2 separate regions of the Homo sapiens genome follow, and region 2 is linked to region 1. Evidence: chromatin loops called from intact Hi-C (ENCODE). Cell type or tissue: dorsolateral prefrontal cortex. All regions are shown on one strand. Links, peaks and the distances in the headings refer to the core of each region. The heading gives the core; the rest is flanking DNA. Region 1 overlaps ANKRD44 (ankyrin repeat domain 44). Region 2 overlaps ANKRD44 (ankyrin repeat domain 44).

Region 1 (5,382 bases), core at 218-5,217:
AAGTGGTTTATAAATTCCATGCTTACGATCACAGACAGGAGCCACAAACCATGAATGCCAAAGTAAACGCAGACCAAGCTGAGTGTCAGAGTCAAAGAAAATATACATCAAATTTAATGATACATATTTAATGATATGTATAATCACTGTAATTGCTTGAGTAGACAGGAGGAGGCGCCAAAGACACATTTCATCAGCCTCACAAATCAGCTGGTCCAGATGGCCCCCCATCTTCTTCAATCCTACTCCAGCGCCCAGAGGACAAAGTCCCTGGACCGGTAGTGAAGGCCAGAGGACCACACATACTCATTTACTCTCTCCATTCCCTCCACAGGCCAGAAGCATAGGCTGGGATGGTGGAGTCAAAAATGATCTCCTTGCACAATTCCTGCTCAGAAGCTCAAATAACCTATGAAGAGCTACCAGATGTGTGTCTCTTTGTCAACATAACTCTAGCACAAAGCACAGAGTCAGGGACAATTTGTTAAAAGGATGACCCCTGCGAAGACGGCTATTTGTGTTGGGAGATGAGGAAGAAGATTGGCATGGCAATGTGAAAGTCTTAGAAATTCACCTCCTAGTGCATGTAAGTTAATTGGTTTGCTTTCCTAACATCTAATACCCAAGGAAATTGGAGTTTTAAAGACTGTTAAGATATTGGGTTCCTACAGAAAGAGGGAAAATATATGAGAAAAAGCATCCCCCTCAAAACCCCACTTCTTCATTTAATACTTGTTTTGGGGTTTTTAAAAAAACTTTTAGGTTCAGGGGTACATGTGCAGGTTTGCTATATAGGTAAATTTGTGTCATGGGGGTTTGCTGTACAGATCATTTTGCCACCCAGGTACTAAGCCTTTTACCAAATAGTTATTTTTTCTTATTTTCTCCCTCCTCCCACCCTCCACCCTTAAGTAGGCCCCAGTGTCTGTAGTTCCCCTCTTTGTGTCCATGTGTTCTCATCATTTAGCTCCCCCTTATAAGTGAGAACATGCAGTATTTGGTTTCTTGCTCCTGTGTTTGTTTGCTAAAGATTATGTCCTCCAGCTGTATCCATGTTCCTACAAAGGACATGATCTAGTTCTTTTTTATGGCTGCATAGTATTCCATGGTATCTATGTACCATACTGTCTTTATCCAGTCTACTGTTGATGGGAATTTAGGTTGATTCCATGTCTTTGCTATTGTAAATAACGCTGCAATGAACATACATATGCATGTATCTTTATGGTTAGAATGATTTATATTCCTTTGGGTATACACCCAGTGGTGGGATTGCTGGGTTGAATGATAGTTTTGCTTTTAGGTCTTTGAGGAATTGCCACAGTGCCTTCCACAATGGTTAAACTAATTTACACTCCCACCAACAATGTATAAACATTCCCTCTTCTCCACAACCTGGCCAGCATCTGTTATTTTTTGACTTTTTATTAATAGCCATTCTGACTGGTATGAGATGGTACCTCATTATGGTTTTGATTTGCATTTCTCTAATGATCAGTGATGCTGAGCTTTTTTTCATACGCTTATGGCCACACATATGTTTTCTTTTGAAATTCACTTAACACTTGTATCAAAGACAGGCCCTATTCCCTTTTCCCTCCTTTCAGAACCCTTTCCTCCTGTCTTATCTCCTGTTCTAATCCATCCACAGTTAGGTGAGCCAGCAGTGGGGATAAGATACCTGCAAAGGCCTGATTTGTGGTTCCACTCCTAGGGGAAAGTCCAGGATTGTTTTCAGGGTTGTGTTTTGTTTTGATTGGGAGGGGTTGGGGCATAAGAATGTTTTTAGCCTACTTAGGATCTTTGCTTTGTACGAACTACACCCCAGAGGAATTTTGGGATGCATTCCAAAATAGGAATACATAAAACTTTCTGTCCCACTAAAACCATTCAGGAAAGTGAGAGGAGAACTTTCATCCTGTGTTACAAACGGCTGACTGAGGTTTCTTTCCTGAAAGCAAACAACAGTAACACTTCTACCAATTATATTGATAATCCGGTCTGTTCGACTGACAGTGTAAATTAAGATCAATTAACACCTCCTCCTAACCGTTTTTGAATGTTTTATAATTGTCACAAATAGTCATCTCTTTGTAAATTACACAGGGCAAATGTTGATCTAATCAAAGGGGGGTAATTTCATTTTCAGACAAAATTTGTGAAACCTTCTTATGGACAGGAAAAACTCTTACTTGAATAACAGAAATAATGGTACCAAAATGGTCTTCCTGAAAAAATGAAGATATTGCATGCGATATGTTATTTCTATACAAAGAAGGTGTTAGGATAATTATCCTGAGTTTCTAGACTATGAAGGATTAAAGATAACTCACAAAAGTACTATAGAACAGCACACATTATTAAGACTATAATAACAAACTGTATAATAAAAGTTTGTTTTATCATGACAATTATGACATGGTTTTCATAGAGAAAACCAATTAAAGACAGCTGTGTCTTAAGTATATTTTGGAAGGCAGGCTCATAATATGTAGTGACAGTAGAAAGCCTTCACTCTGCCACTGATTACCACACACACACACACACACACACACACACACACACACGCATACACATTTTGTGAGGAGCATTTCTTATATGGGATCTAAACACAAAGCCATATTTGCTAATAGGTCTATACCAACTTCCATGGCAATGCTGGTGTTAGGAGGCAGAAATGGTACTGCCTTATATCGATGACTACCATGCTTTTGTGCTGTGCTTAAAAGCCTTGGGTGGTGGTGGGGCTCTAACCTGCAATGGAAGGCAGCATGGTGCAGTAGAAAAAACACTTTTTGAAATCAGAATTCATGAAATCCTGATTCATGGACCCACTTTTTACACAAGCCAGAGCTACAACTCTGGAAAAAAACAGTTAATGCCTCTGTGATTTGGGGTATGTGTGTGTGTGTGTGTTAGAGAAAACAAAACAAAACAACTCACCAATTCCAGACACTGCCTGTGCCCATAGGCGGCAGCATAATGTATGCTATTGTAACCTTCCTTGTCCCGGATAGATGGATTTGCATCATTTTGAAGCAGAAACTCTAGACATCTGTAAGTATAAAGATGAAGTGTTATTTTAGAAAACATCTCTGGACTGAAAAAGATAATTTATGTAAATCCTCCTATTACGAACGTTCCATGAAGTACTTTATGAGTTTGTTTCTTTAAAAATCCTACAGCAATGAAGTTTTATGTGTTGAAAATTGTGTGTGTGTGTGTGTGTGTGTGTGTGTATGTTTTCTGTAGCTATCTTTATTTGAGCTTAATATAGCCATTCTAGAATTCAGGAAAAGCTTTAGGAAAAAGAGGGTAATTACGATTTTTTTCTCCTCATCTTCAGGTAAGAACATCTGTTATCAAGATTACTGAATAGCAAGTTTTGGAGCTCCATGTTCAACAAAGTCTCAATAAAGAAGTGGTCAGTATCAGGGCAAGTAACAGGGCAACCTCAATAGGGAGGGGTTTACTCTTAACCTCACCATAAAATCAAAGGTTAGAAAATGAAAGTTAAAAAGAGTAAGAAAAAAAAATAAGAATAGCCTAAACAATAAAAAGATTAAAGGAATGGGTAAGCATTTTTAAAGAATGAAGAATTAACTTCATAACCACATATGAATAAAGAGGCTTAAATTTCACCATTAGGAATATAGACCTGAAAAATCAATGTTTAAAGCCTTTTCAGGCAGAGTTGTAATTTTTCTGAAAAAGCCACAGTCTTTGGAATGCTTAGAGGAAGGAGCACGGCTCCACCTTCACTGAAGAGCCCAAAACTCTGGTTCACAAGTACCCAGGAATGTAATAAGTTCTGCTCAGGGCCTACTGCAAACGGTCCAGTCCTGCTGGGAAAGAGGGAGTCACTAGTCAGGAAGCGCTGCTTCATAGCATCAGCATTATCCCTGTGGCAGTGGGACAAACATGTCTTTTACAAGACCAAGCTGATTCAATTTCATACTCAAATCAAAATGTTAAGATTCTAAATATCAACCCATACATTAAATAAGACCTTCCAATAGAAAATTTCTATAGTTTACCCAAAAACTATAAATAGCATTTACCTATCTTTTGGTATAAGGCAAAACGAAAAAAGTCAATTACACATAGGGACAATTAAAACAGACACTTCAATTTCTAGAAAAACTGATGAAAGCCATACATTTTAAAAAAACCAAATACCCACATGTCAATAATAAATCAAACTATTCTTAGAGTCTTGCTATTATTCTCTCTTCGGTCATTTGCACCTTATAAGGAAGGAAGTTCTTTTTTATTTTGGTAATTAAATGCCCATGGAAAGGATCCCAGGTATGACTCACTGTAAATTGAATTTGACTCTTTAAATGAAATCACTCAATAGGAATAACATGCTAGTGGACACACAATTCCCAATTTCTGAATGGATTATATCCTAAAAATCAGTTAATAAATTGAATTTGTAATATAGCCAAACTATATATACTAACAACAGTATTATTATAATAAAAGTAATGTAGAATTTGCATATTCTCCACATTGCTTGTAAGGAAAACATGCATTCCGTGTTTTCACTGGGAATGCCTAGTTTTTTTCTCTTCCCAGAGCCTAGTAATTTTGGCAATTAAGATGCAAAGCCAACAGATGCACATGACGTCAGAGGCGTATCTGGATACAGGGAGTGGCCTCCCTTTGCATAGAAGAACTCTCAGGCAGCTGGTTCCCCCTGCCCCCCTACCTTTCTTGTCCCCTCCCTCTCTATCAGCTTGTCTGGCTCAGGGCAAGCTTGCAGTTCACTGTAAAAGGAAGCGTTTGCTGCAGTGGCTTAAGATGCTAGTCTTTTAATATTGTTATTTTAAATTTGGGGGTATTAAAGCAAAACTCTGGTCATTCTATTTTATTCACTGCTGCATTTCCTGTCCTCATCCCAATTACCATCGAAGTTAGGTCCCACAACCTGCATTGGAGCCACACTCTCTAACTTCCTTTCCACAACAGTCTGGGCATGGGAGGAGCACAGTGGAAAACCCTGGAGTAGACACAGGCATTCGGGCCACAGAAAAACTGGCTCCTCTAACAATGGAAGAATAAATAAGTTAACAACGATGTGCCTGCAGACTCATAGAGCACCATATCCACTGGATTCCACAGGGGTGAGGCACAAGGAGTGGGTACCAATTCGTTTGTTTGTTCATTTACTCAACAGTTATTGAATATTGACTATGTGCTAGGCACTGCACTGAGCACTGTAAGCTTCTCACTGTGACCTGTGGTGCAGAAAAGACTCAGAGGACGAAGCTGTAGAGGTTCCCGTGCATCTACAGCCCTGAGTGATGGCAGGCACTCCCACCCCTGCCACAGCAAAGAGCTACGTCTCTGTTAGAAGCCAGGGAGAGGCAGGTGGGA
Region 2 (5,382 bases), core at 236-5,235, 86 kb after region 1:
AGACCCCATTACTATTCGTGATCCATCTGGCTAAATGCCTTAGCCCACAGTGTGTTCTGGTATGTGGCATTTTCCTCTCTATAGTCCTCAAGTCAATGCTAATCTTAGATCACTCCCCAACTTCACCCCCAAGATGATATGCTTATGTTTTAAGCACAGCTGTTCCAACATGATTTTCTCTTCCCACCCTAAATGTGACAAGACATTGAGGCTTCATTCCCTGAATGCCACTGAACAAAGCCAACAGAGCTCTATGACCTTTGGTCTACCTCTTATGAACCGTTTTATTTCTAAGAATTGGTATTTCCTCCTCTATGAACCTGATGAGCTCCTTCTACCTTCTTCCCACCAAAGCCAAGACTGCTGGCAGTGGTGCATTCCTGTCCAAAAGGCGAGTCTCAGACGGAAATGTAGAAGTGTGATGCTTTGAAATACGGCACAAAACAACTCCCTCTTGAGAACCAAGGACATTAGACATAAGGACAATGTTTTATTTTAAAGCCACAAAACAGGGAGCCTCTAATTTAAGATTTTTGGGTCACTCGAAAGTCTTTTCACACTGAGCTCAAGTGTCCTTTCCTCTGAAACCTCTTCTGGTTCTCCACCCTGCATCCCCTCCTCCATGCTATAGGCTTCTGGACAGTACCATCACATCTAACTGCCTGCTTTCCTTTTTCTGCCTGCCCCTAACTGGGCTATGGGTACAGGGCAGAAACAGTCTTATTCATCTCTGTATCAACCTAACAACACATCTGGCATACAGTCAGTGCTCAATATATGTCTTGCAGGAATAGAAAGAAGTCTTAATGCATCTTAAACTTTTTATCAAAGCCTATGCCACAATAAGAAAAGGGTCTGCCTATATGAGGGCGGCCTGCAGGTTTCTGTGGTGAGACAGAGAACCGGTTGTCTACTAGGGTCTGGATGGAATCAATGGCTTGGTTTTTTTTGTGGTTCTCATCTATCCCTAACCTTGAGTGAAGATAGCAACCACCTCAGTCCATCACAGGCAGGGCTTGGCCTTGTTTCAAAGCTGTTTGACCATCTCAGAACCCTCAGCCCTTCAGGCTTCCTATCAATTCTGTTGTTCTAAATTAGAGCCATGACTTGAACCTGACTTACCCAGTGGGTGAGAAAAACAGGCTTGCTAAGGTGGTACCTAGAAGCTATGAGGCTGGGTTAGCATTCCACAGCAACGATGCTCACCTGTGTCCCCTCCTATGAGGGCTGCCTGCTGTGCAGTTCTGGTTTCTGTGAGACCTCAACCTGCAATAATCCTTAGAGAGTGACACTATGTCCACAACCAGTCCCACAGTGCCAGTTCCTGGGAGGCCAAGTGGCTTGTTGAATAGGAAACCAGCACTGAGTTTTTTAAAGATGTGGGACATTTACTTAGTAGTCTCTGGCTAGCCCCAACATGCGCATGAAAAAATTAGAGGCTCCCATTAGAATGAAACTACTGGTGTGGAACATTTCCAGGCGTAGGAAATCTAGATGTTGGAACAGTCATGGAAAGTGGAAGAAGTGGGCTGGTGATCTTTAACAGGCCAGGGCAGGCCCAGTGCTGGGAGGGAGGACTGGGGAGCAGAAGGTTAACACCAGGCTGGAGTGCAGTGGCTCACTGCAACCTCCACCTCCTGGGTTCAAGCGATTCTCCTACCTCAGGCTCCCGAGTAGCTGGGACTACAAGCGCACGACACCACGTCCAGCTAATTTTTGTATATTCAGTACAGACGGGTTTTCACCATGCTGGGCAGGCTAGCCTGGAACTCCTGACTTCAGGTAATCCGCCCGCCTCGGCCCTCCAAAGTGCTAGAATTACAGGCATGAAGCTCCGCGCCCGGCCACCACTATTTCTTAAAAGGTGAGGGTTTAAGAGATTACAGTGGGGGAGTGGATCCATCCGAGTGCTTCAGAAAGTACAAAAAGAAAAGGAAGCCGGGTCACGTGGAGTCCTTACTCTTCTCAATCCCTCAAGAATTTCCCAGAAGGATGGACTTTCCTAAGAGGCTGCGGTGTGCTGCAGGCCCAGTCCTGGTCCAGCCCTGTCGCTGGGCTAGAACCAGAGTTGGTGGGGAAGTTCCATTCCCGGGGAGCGAGGCTCCTTTATTCCCACCTGGCTGAGTGGGGGCTTTCTACATTCCTCGGGTCCCGGGAGGCCTGGCCTCTGACACCGCCGGCTGCGTCTGGGTAGCAAGACCCCTTGGTGCCTGCGGTTCTTGACCCCTCTCTGGCAGCACAAGGTCAAAGGTGTGGGGAGGGGCGGGAGGCGCAGCTGCGGGGTCCCTGGAGTTCCCTGGCGGGGCCTGGTAGCGGAAGACCTTTCCCTCTGAGGCGCCCCTCTGTTCTCTGGGGGCGGCCACACTGTGGGGTCGGGCAGGTCGCACCCTTCCCCCAGCTGAAGAGCAGCGCTCAGAAGAGCCCTTCCCCCACCGCAGCGGCTCCTGGGTGGGAAAGAAACAAAGGCCGGCTTCGCGGCCGCTCGGAGCCGGGAGCATGCGCGGTGAGCCCCCTCCCCTGCTGCTGCGGGGTTCCCGCGCCCCAACCCCTGCCCCGGACCTCAGGTCGCTGGCCCCTCCTGCCCCGGACGTCCGCTTTCTCGCCACCAGGCCTCCGCTCATTTGGGCCTGCCGCCTCCTCATCTTCTGCAGCCCAACCCTCAGCCTCCTCCATGCATTCCCAGCAATGCCTCTCAGAAGTAGTTGTCCCTTCCTCTGTGTTCCCTGGGTTTTGAGGGTTTTTTTTTTCCATTTAGTTTATTCTACCTTGGTTTTTAGCCATCTCTGAGGATGGCAGTACATCCTAGTGGGCCCTGGAGGCGGAAGAACTGGGTTCAAACCCTGCCCCCTGCCACTTGGAGCCATATAACCTTAGGCAAGTTACTAGATCCTCCTCTAAACTACTGTTTATTTGTCTGTAAAATGGGGCTAATAGAATCATTCTCCCTACCTCCTGAAGATGTGTGAGATGGAATGAAATGATGCTTAGAAAGCATTTGGCACAGTTCCTATCACATGGTTAGCACTCAGCAAATGTTGCCGGTTAGGATTTAACCCATGTTTTCACCCTTTCCTCAACACGCCCCTTCTGGCTGGCTGGCTGAATTCGAAAGACTGAGCAAATTCCAGAGTAAACAAGATGGCACCATCGGAACAAGAGGAAGGAGAATATGTCCAAGGGCCAGGTAAACATGCTCTCTAACAGGTCCCATGACTGGAGATGCTCAGGATCAGAGGAACAAAATGGAACGTGCCAGACTCCGTGGGAGGTGTCACCTGACAGAGGAGCTGACCGGACAAGCCTTCATCTTTAGTGAACAAAATCTAATCCTTGGCACAGCCACTTGTAATTTCTGGGGTGACAGAAAGGTCGAGTGAGCACGACCACAGTGAGTGGGTCACAAGAAGTGTCTCTGATCTCAGGTTACCTGTGATCAAGTACCTGTAAGCAGCTAGGAATAGTGATTGGGAACCAGAAGGCCAAATGTAAGAGGCACTCAGCACTAGAGATGCTCAGAAAATGCTGTTCCATGTCTAGAAGATGATGGATAAGTTAGTCAACTGCTGGAGTTTTCCTGGGAGCAAACACCATAAAATACAATTTGTGGAAGCATTACTGATGAGATATGATGCTGGCATATATAGCATCAGGAACCATTTACCCTAAGACCTAAGCAATGAAAGAAATGTTTAATAGTAACTATGAGCATCTATTGGTACGTGATAGCTTTTAAACTTGGACTTCTTTTAGTTCAAAATCATTTATATAGTGATAATGTAAATGATTTGACTCATTTTATGACATGAACAGAAGGATTTTCTAATAATTTTTACAATGAACATAGAGATTCCAGGCAAGTTTAGACAAAAAGACATGACACTGTTCTTGCCTTAAGTTCATACTTTAGTAGAGGGAACAAACATAACTTTGTAAGTTCCAATATCCTGTTTTAATCTATACCAAAGCTTAAAAGTTGAACCCTAAATCTGCCTGCAGATTTTGCTTGACTGTTACAGAGGTTTGTAAAATCTAAAGTGGAATATCTTTATTGGGGTATGAATGGTCCAGTTCAGTACAACCCCCACCACTCCCTAACACCTTCTTTACACAATGGCACTGCCTCCTGGATTCTGAAAGCTTTTGAGTTGGCAAGCAGGATCTGTACTTTTCTTTCTAAGTATGCTTATGCCTTTGGCCAAAAGCAACACAATTTGGACCCAATAAACTGCAATCCAAAGACGTGCTCTGAAGGACATGTAATGCCATAAACTGTTATGGGCAGCTTTTGAGAGCCAAGCATTGTGATAGGTTCTAGGGATACAAAGATGAATGAGTAAGGATCCCTGTTCTATAAGCACTTAAGATACTTAAATGACAAAGGCACCAAATGAAAGCGAGGAATATTGAAAAGAGGATGTTATGTGATAAGGATATGGCTACAGAATTTAAAGTTTGCTGATTCTAGACAAAAAGTAAATTCTTTAGAAAGAAATATTCCTAGAACAGAGAAGAAGAATCACTGACAATGATTGTTTTAAACATATGCCAGAACCTGCTATAAGCATTTTTCATGGATTATGCTCAGAATGGGATATCCCCATTTTACAGATGAGGAAATAGAGGCACGGAGAGATTAATTACCTAACCCAAGGTCATATAACAGCTGGTAGACAGCAGAGCCACACTTGGAACCAGGCACTCTGGCCACCAATGCTCACACTCTTAGCCACTATTCTATGCTGTATCCTAGAATAACCTATCGCTAGGCTATATTGACTTCTTGCAAATACCATTTAGGAACCAAATATTTTCTTTTCAAGATAAATCAAGTCAATTCTTATGTGATATATAGTGTCCTGAGAGAAATTACTTTGTCCAAGAATAAAAGCATAACATCATAAGTGACAGGTCTAGTTTTTAAGCTAATAGAAATTAATATATGTGGTATTTTTGTTTATAAATCAGTCTGAGTTTATACTGTGTGAATCATTTTCCCAAATTCCAGTCACTCTTGCACTGTGCTGAGAAAAATCAAGCCTCCTCAGGTGATGTGTATGCACATCAAAGTTTGAAAAGCATTAGCTATAAGGTAGAAATAAGACATTTGCCTTTCAGCAGCGCCTGCCACCAATCAGCCAAAAGAAAAAAAAAAAGTCTTTTTGAACACATACATTTTTATTCTTTCATAAACTTCATATACATGCCACTATATTATCATATTTAATATGCAATAAGATACACATAAAATATACATTTTAATTTTTTAAAAACAGATTGAAGTAGATATTTCATTGCCCCCAGTGGATCATCTGGCACACTTCCTAAGATGCCTATATTCCCCTTTTTGGAATCTACATACCTTACATCAAGGATCTTATCTAA

Evidence for each region. A loop is a pair of places that touch in the nucleus more often than their neighbours do. Peaks named below come from ENCODE experiments on the same cell type or tissue, not always from the same donor. Only the 100,000 strongest peaks of a DNase experiment are listed, where the experiment ranks them.
Region 2: it touches region 1 in a loop (2.5-fold over the local background); 5 of 110 quality-filtered maps call a loop at or near these places.

The regions. Positions count from the first base shown.
Region 1 is chr2:197,075,760-197,081,141 of GRCh38, forward strand. ANKRD44 (ankyrin repeat domain 44) reads right to left here. Exons shown (of 28, transcript NM_001195144.2): 16 at 2,944-3,055. Among named protein-coding and RNA genes, the nearest start is that of ANKRD44-AS1, 120 kb to the right of the region's middle. In dorsolateral prefrontal cortex, for the core only: a CTCF peak has its summit at 2,945; DNase peaks (open chromatin) are centred at 2,966 and 4,665; H3K4me3 peaks cover 672 bases; H3K27ac peaks cover 4,355 bases.
Region 2 is chr2:197,162,082-197,167,463 of GRCh38, forward strand. The region is part of intron 2 of ANKRD44 (ankyrin repeat domain 44); the gene reads right to left. Among named protein-coding and RNA genes, the nearest start is that of ANKRD44-AS1, 33 kb to the right of the region's middle. In dorsolateral prefrontal cortex, for the core only: a CTCF peak has its summit at 2,532; DNase peaks (open chromatin) are centred at 1,772, 2,200 and 2,583; H3K4me3 peaks cover 1,420 bases; H3K27ac peaks cover 1,289 bases.